Linked DNA regions of Mus musculus: regions 2 and 3 are each linked to region 1. A link is a loop called in an ENCODE intact Hi-C map of the cell type or tissue named here. Cell type or tissue: heart. All regions are shown on one strand.

Region 1 (2,500 bases):
TACAAGATATTTGTTTGGAGGTCACAAGAGGCCACTCTAGATTGTGTGGTTTTCCCATTTCTTGACTACATTGAAACAAGGCCATTTCAAGCAGGCCAGCACAGACTAGATCGCTAAGCCGCCATGCCTCTGTCTGGAAGTTTGGCAGGATGTAAGAGCTTAAAAGATCGGTTTCTGCTGACTCTTTTCCTAAAGCCTGTTTTCTTCCATTGCTTAACACCTGGGGCCAGCATCCGGCCGGAGGCCCCTGTAGCTTCGGGGCAGAGGCCCCTGTAGCTTCGGGGCAGAGGTCCCCGTAGCTTTGTCAAGATCCCTGGGAAAGCTAAGCCCAGGTGAACTCCGTTTCTTTGCAGGACTCAAGCGTGTAGACGCTCCTCCCTGTGGACTGTGAGAAGCAATGTAATGTAAGGGCAGGAAACAGGGTGTGAGGCAAAAGATGAGAAGCACGGAGGCACCCGGTGAGTTGGGAGGGTTTGGAAACCGTGTAGAAGCTGGAAGCCTGCAGGCTTCGGTGAAGTTTGCTCAGCCCGAACATCCACTGTAGTCTCTGCCAAGCACTGGATAAGGGAGGGGGCGGCTCCCCAGGTTTGTTTGCTTGGGGCAGCCAAAGAAACCGTGATGTATTTCCCCTGAATGTGTCATGAAAATGTAAGCACAGAGAGCTGGATTATTTTAGAGGGTTAAGAGAATCTGGTGGGGGTGACGGAGGTGCAGGAATCACAGCACCAAGAAGCCAGGGCAGGGGGCCAGGAGGCCGCCCCAAGGGTTGGGGTAACGTAAGCTGCGGCTGTTCAGGAGGTGGCCCGTGTAAGGAAATCTGACCACAGCTAAAATTAACCTCGGAGGCTTCACACGCCTCCACACTGCTTTGAACTAAACACCCCCTAGAGAGGGCACCGGCTGCTTGACCGCTGAGGATCACACTACTGCCTGCCAGCAGGGGTCCAGTTATGCCAATAAGTATCAACGTATGGGTCCCTGCTCGGGACCAAAGTCGTGATTCCTGTGACCATTATAAAGTGGTGAGCAAGTGAGGGGCATTGGCAGGGGTGTCTGGGGAGAGCTTGTTTGAATTGGGCTTTTGTTGAGAGGACGGTTCGGATTTATTGTCTGCGCTGGGTAAGGCTTTGAGTTCTCTGAGAGATGGCTCTTCACCACCCCCCTCAACCCCCACCCCCGTTGTTTTCTGTGTCAAGTGTCCTGGCGCAGGAAGGCTCGATGGTATGTATGTCTTTAGAGCAGATGGAGAAGGGTATGTCTGGAAGTTATTGGTGGCCTGAGAAGATACAGTTGCACAAATTCAGAGGAAGCCAGAGGCCAGATGTGCAGGGTCACTATGGCAACAGGTGTGGCCATTTCCATCTGGCTTCCCAGTGGGGCCTCAGCAGGTGCAATGGGGAGAAAGATGGGCTGTGTCAAGGCTTGGAGGTGTAGAGGGGTAGTCTAGAGGGCTTCAAAGTTTGGGGACTTGAAAGATTTGAGAGGGGAGCTAGAAGGAGTTCCTACCTGTTAAGACCCTGGCAACTCTGGCATATATATTTTCTTCTATCTCTCTCTCTCTCTTGGAGACACAGAATTTTTTTGTGTAGCCCTGGCTGTCCTAGCTTGGCCTGAACTCAGAGATCCACCTGGCTCTGCCTCTCAGTGCTGGGATTCAAGGCATGGACCACCACACCCAGCCAGCTGTGACATGGCATTTTTAGGAAGGGTATTACAGCCTTCCCTGCCCCCGGCCAGGACAACCCAGCTTCCCATGTGTGGAGAATCCACATGGGAGCTTGTGTTCACTGCAAAGAGGCAAGATGCACTTTTCTTCTTTAGTATCTCCTTAGCATTCAGATGATTCATGTCACACACAGCTGATGGCAGTATTGGGCACTGGTATCATGCCAGTGCGATCTAACAATCAGAGTGGTCATTTTGTTAGGGTCTAAGAGAGTGGCAAGAAGCTATAGCCTCATGAGTGGGAGCTCCCCGTTAGCTTATTCTTCTCAAGCTCCCCCGGCCCCTCCCCATCAAGCCCCCTCCCCATCAAGCTGCTAGCCCAACTTCTGAGACAACATTAGCCTCCCAAGGTGGCAAGCCTTCTTTGGAGAAGAGTGGTGTTCCTTTGTGCTTAGTTGAATGCTGTATATAACTGACCTTAAAACGGTCAAATGTGTAAGCCCTACAGCCTTTGCCTTGTGAGCAGACACTGTGTTGCAGGAATATGAATGATGTGAGGGAAAGCCCCCCTCATAAAGATGGTTTGACAAGGGTTTGGGACCACCCAGCTGTCCTGAGGCCTCTGAATCTTCTCAGAGGAAAAACTCTACAAAGTCAGTATTTCTTTCTGCTTGTGTGTGTTTGGGGACTTGAACTCACATCCCCAGACTTGCACCACAAGTGCCTTCACTGGCAGAGGCATCTTGCCAACCCCTTTGCCTTTTCTTGTTGCTTTCATCCTCCAGATGTGCTGGCTCGTCACAGCAACAAGGTTGCCAGGGAACTGGGCATCCGT
Region 2 (2,500 bases), 54 kb after region 1:
TTTAACAAAGGTGGGGCTGGGGAGATGGCTCAGCAATTAAGAGCACTGACTGTTCCTCCAGAGGTCCTGAGTTCAATTCATTCCCAGCAACCACATAGTGACTCACAACCATCTGTAATGGGATTCAATGTCCTCTTCTGGTGTGTCTGAAGGCAGCTACAGTGTACTCATACACATATAATAAACAAATAAATTAAAAAGGGGGTTCCCTACAGAGAGTTACTTCTAGCTGGAGGCTGTGTGGGCTCTTCTAAGATGGCACAGTTTCAGTCAGGTGGCCTGGGGCCTGTTTAATGAGTTAAACAGTGGGAGCCACCACCACCGTGGGGACCACCCTCCCAGTGAGACCATGATAAAAGCATGGAATTTGTTCGATGTTTTAACACCCTCCTGGAACCCAAGGCCTCAGGAGGTAGGAGCAGATCTACAAGCTGGAGTGGAAAGGGAGAATGCCAGAAGTCAGTGGCAGAATGAAGTCTACTTCATAGAGGAGGGTGAATCAAATTCATGAGGACCAGCCCAGAGCCAAGCTGTGCTCGGAGCTATTAAACTAAAACACTCTCGCCAGCTAGAGCCATCAAGACATTGCCTGAGAGTGGGGATAAGGACAATATGTTCATTGTGAAAGGCAGTCCTCTGTTAATTTAGAATAAATTCCGTGGCGTACATACTGGGTTGAGTGCATATAAACATTGGAGAGTCTGGGAAATCCCATTACAGGAATTAGTTGTGGATGGGAGTGGTGGAACTGGCACTGTGTAGTGCAAATTCTGTGATGTCCAAAGGTCGCTGTGCCCAGTTAAAAGCCGTTTCTTTTACTTTTGGTCACCAGAGACATTCATCAAGCCAGAATATTCTCCTTTAAAACAAAAAAAGTAATTAGGCCTGACAGCCGAAGTCAAATCAGACCTTTGGGAATGACCTAATTGCTTTTTTGTTCGAGGCCTGACATCGATTTGCCCTTGGCCTTGGTGTCAACACTAGCAAACACGGGCAGCCTCCCAGACTCCGGCTGGTGGCTCTATCCTTGCCACAGAGAGGACAAAGGACAGCGGCATCCCAGAGGTCATGGGACTCTGTGGTCACCTGCAATTCCTGCCAGGCTGAGAATTTTGTGGGTAAACCCTGGTTCCTGCTGAAACTGCCGCTCACCATGTGGACATCTGACTGCCTGCTTCTTTACTGACTGGAAATTTCCCCCCAGCAACTGGAGGATGGGTGGGTCTATCAATTTCATCTCCACCTCCGTGTTACTGGCAACTGCTCCGGCTTTGAGGATCACACTGTGGTGACATTGATCAAGATGAGAGATCTCATTCCGCCCTGGTTATTTTTGGCATCTGTGAGCAGTCCAAGGCCTCGACTTTTGGCACCGTGTGGTTAGGATATTAAGTAACTGCTTCCTGCGCTAGTACAGACAGCGTTTTGAGAGTCCTAACCTCGTCGCTCCCGTCTATCTCATTGGTCAATTCGAGTGCATTCTGCTTGCTGTTGGCTCCTCGTGAGTGGGTCTGGAGAAAGCTGAATGGTTATTAAACGTGTCTTGTGTTTTTCCCCTCTAGATTGAAAACATAGATGCCTGCTTGAATTTCCTGGCAGCTAAGGGAATCAACACCCAGGGGCTGTCTGCAGAAGGTGAGTCAGGGCCCACGCCTTTTCATCATTTGTGATACCCACCTGTTAAGGCCCACCTGTTACCTAACAGTCAATTGCTGCAGTCCTGACCAGGGGTGCCGGTGGGCTGTCCTGGCTGGGTGCCCTTTCCAGCACAGTTGACGTTACTAACTTTCTCACAGTTCTCAGATCACTCTAAGAATGCAGCCCTGTGTGCATGCCACATCTGCATGCCACAGAGGGTGTGGGGGAAGAGAATGGGAGCACACTGCTCCAGTTAGAGAAGTTCCTGCTTCAACAACACTGATTCCCTGTCCCGTGGCGCAGCAGGTTATCAACCAGCCATTATCTGTGGGAAAGAGAATATCCAACCACAGAACCAAGTCCAACCATCCAGCGCCCAAGGGAACTGCTTAGTCCTTGCTGGTGACATCTCACCTTGCTCTTGAAGACAGAGAGAGTGAGGTTTGCGAACACACTACCACCTTTTAGCCTCCCGATTAGCTTTTAATTAACTTGGATTTGGTGGCTAATTAGCATCAACAGTGTCTGCTAGTGGAGTGTTGTTAGGTGGGATAATAGTTTGGAGCCCGCTGGCCAGAATTATCTACCTCCTCAGTCCTCAGGCAACACTTCCACCTGGAATCTCTCAATCTCTCTCTCTCTCTCTCAATCTCTCTCAATCTCTCTCTCTCTCCCCCCCCCTTGCTCTCTCCCCTTCCTTCCCCCTCCCCCTGTTTGTAAACACAGGCAGCTGCCGGCTCTGAAGCTGCCATAGGCCAGGCATCTCCCCAGCTCATTAGGCTGCACCTGCCTCCAGTTTTCCCCGGAACAGGTAGTGCAGTCGGGGCAGTGCAGTTGTTCCTCCTGGCATAGCAGGAGTGTG
Region 3 (2,500 bases), 66 kb before region 1:
GCACTGCTCCCTGGTGGCTCAAGGGGTGGCAGGGAGGTGGTGTGCAGCCCAGAAACCTGAGCATGAGAGCATTGAGTCAGCGCTTGCAGGCCGCGCTATCTTGGGACCACCTCTGCCATGTTCAGTGGGAAGGTTGTGATGGGGCAGCAGCTCTGTTATGCAGGTAGAACTGACCCGCAGAACAGCAAAGATCAGGATGGCATTCCCTTCCGAGAAAATTGCCCCAAGTCCCTTTGTTCCCCCAGCTTTTTATACAGACCTTGTGGATGTTCTCAGGCCCTGGGGTCTTCATGTCCAGGAGATGGAGGGGTGCACCAATTTATCTGTACTTCAGAGGGAAATGATCTGTAGCACCTACACACATACACACACACTACACACATACACACATATACATACACATACAAACCACACACACACACACACACACACACCACACACATACATACACATACAAACCACACATACACACCACACACACTGCACACATGCACACCACACATACACATACATACCACACACATACACACCACACACATACCACACACATATACTGCATACACACACATACACACCACACACACACCACATGCATACACTGCATACACACACATACACACCACACCCACACACCACACACATATACACACCACACACACACATATACACACCACACACATATACATACCACACACACATACATACACACATACACACCACACGCATACACACCACACACATACACACGCATATACCACATACATACCACATACATATACTGCACACACACACATATACACACATACATACCACACACATACATACACACACACACACGAATACACACCACACACACACATGCACACACACACACACCATACACACTACTGCCTCCAGTTCTTGAAATCCAAAAAGGGAAAAGAAATAGATTGGGACACTAGGATTGTCACAGATTGGGCTGGGGCTGAGTCCTCCCTCTGTAATGTCTACTCTGTAACCTTTCTGGTGTCTTTATCTGTGGATCTAATGATAGGTATTGTGACTTCTTCAGGGAAAGGTAGAGCCATAATATTCTCTACTTCCGTCGTGTCTGCATGAGACCACGCTGAGTATAGTGGCACAGTAGTGTAGTAGGGTGCATACCTGGGTATTTGCACAGATACAATGTTTACTCTATGGCTTGTGGGAAGCTCCCTGTGTGCTGGAGTATTCAAACTCATGAAGAAGCGAAGCACTACTTTTTGTCCTTTTCCACCGGAAGTGTCTCAGGACTCAGCGCACCATGAAGGAGTTGTAGACTGTGGGAGAGAGCAAGAATGATTTACAGACCATGCTGCGGAAGCACAAGGTGGGAGTGACCTTGATCAAGGACATGTGTGGGTAGAGATGGCTAGCACCTGGACCCATCCACACGTCTGTGACTGATGGTCTGGTGCAGACCTGAAGTGTCTCAGTGAGTGAGCACCCTTCCCTTCCTGACCAGGCAGAAGGCTTCCAGCACTTTCCACCCACAGATTATTTAAGCAGGGCTGTGAGATGCTCTTGAATTTCTAACAGGCTCCTTTTTTTAGAAGCGGCATCACACTGTACATTTGGCAGGATGGATTCATTTCTCAGTTTGTTTTTGAACATGCTCAGAGGCTATTGACGATATTCTTCTATATGCAGAGTTAACACAGCCTTGACAAGCCTTGACTTCCCAGGCCAGAAACGTCCCAGTACCAGGCAATAGAACTGGGAAGGCCAAGGTATGAGAAACAGGTGGGGGCATCCCATTGTGCTCCATCCTTGCCGCTTTGAAGTCGCTGGATAAGCTGACTGCCGTGACCTGGTTCCCAGTTTGAATCAAATGCTAGGATTTTACACTGGGCTTGAACTTGATTCTTTCCACCATAGGCTGCATGATCAGGAGTTTGGAGGCAGGCAGTAACTAAGCCCACCCGTCAGCACTGAGCTCGGGGTGGAATGCAATCAGCTCACTTACTTCCCTTCTCCCTGCACAGCAAGGTGTAAGAATTAAGCTCCTTATGAGGGCAATGTCTGACTTGAAAATGTTGGAGCAAAGATTCCCACAGCGGGAAATCCTTTGGGCTGAGTTACATGTGCCTGTTTGGAACTTAGCAGATCTGTGAGCTCTCAGTAAAAAAAAAAAAAAAAAAAAAAAGCTATTCCCTGGAAAGGAACACTGAGTTCCAAGCCTTGAAGGCTGCTAGGAGTAATTTCTAGGATCATGCAGACTCCATATTTGTTCCCCAAGAGAAGACCTCGAGGCCAATGCAAAGCCCATTTGGTCTTCCAGCCCCATTTGTCATTTGTGAGCTGGCCTCCTTCTGTCTGGGACTTGAGGGAGCTGAGTCACAGGCGTGGCTCCCTCTGAAGGCCTCATGATCCCAAGGCCAGCTAATCCTTTGGTCTTGACTCTGAAAAATGAAAATCTCCCATGATTCAAAGGGAGTGTGATGAAGTGGGAAGCATAGAGATTTCAGCTTTGTGAATTCAC

Evidence for each region. A loop is a pair of places that touch in the nucleus more often than their neighbours do. Peaks named below come from ENCODE experiments on the same cell type or tissue, not always from the same donor. Only the 100,000 strongest peaks of a DNase experiment are listed, where the experiment ranks them.
Region 2: a loop joins it to region 1, with 5 times the contacts of the local background. A loop is called at or near these places in 4 of 42 quality-filtered maps.
Region 3: it touches region 1 in a loop (2.2-fold over the local background); 2 of 42 quality-filtered maps call a loop at or near these places.

What each region holds. Positions count from the first base shown.
Region 1 is chr7:49,342,607-49,345,106 of GRCm38, forward strand. All of the region lies in intron 1 of Nav2 (neuron navigator 2), which reads left to right. All of the region lies in intron 2 of Gm51448 (a long non-coding RNA gene), which reads right to left. Among named protein-coding and RNA genes, the nearest start is that of Gm51448, 6.8 kb to the right of the region's middle. In heart, a CTCF peak has its summit at 943; a DNase peak (open chromatin) is centred at 825; H3K4me3 peaks cover 1,278 bases; H3K27ac peaks cover 1,533 bases.
Region 2 is chr7:49,396,521-49,399,020 of GRCm38, forward strand. Nav2 (neuron navigator 2) reads left to right here. Exons shown (of 39, transcript NM_175272.3): 4 at 1,563-1,635. Among named protein-coding and RNA genes, the nearest start is that of Gm51447, 41 kb to the right of the region's middle. In heart, no CTCF peak of the experiment used is centred here; DNase peaks (open chromatin) are centred at 1,031 and 1,171; H3K27ac peaks cover 401 bases.
Region 3 is chr7:49,276,390-49,278,889 of GRCm38, forward strand. All of the region lies in intron 1 of Nav2 (neuron navigator 2), which reads left to right. Among named protein-coding and RNA genes, the nearest start is that of Nav2, 31 kb to the left of the region's middle. In heart, no CTCF peak of the experiment used is centred here; no DNase peak of the experiment used is centred here.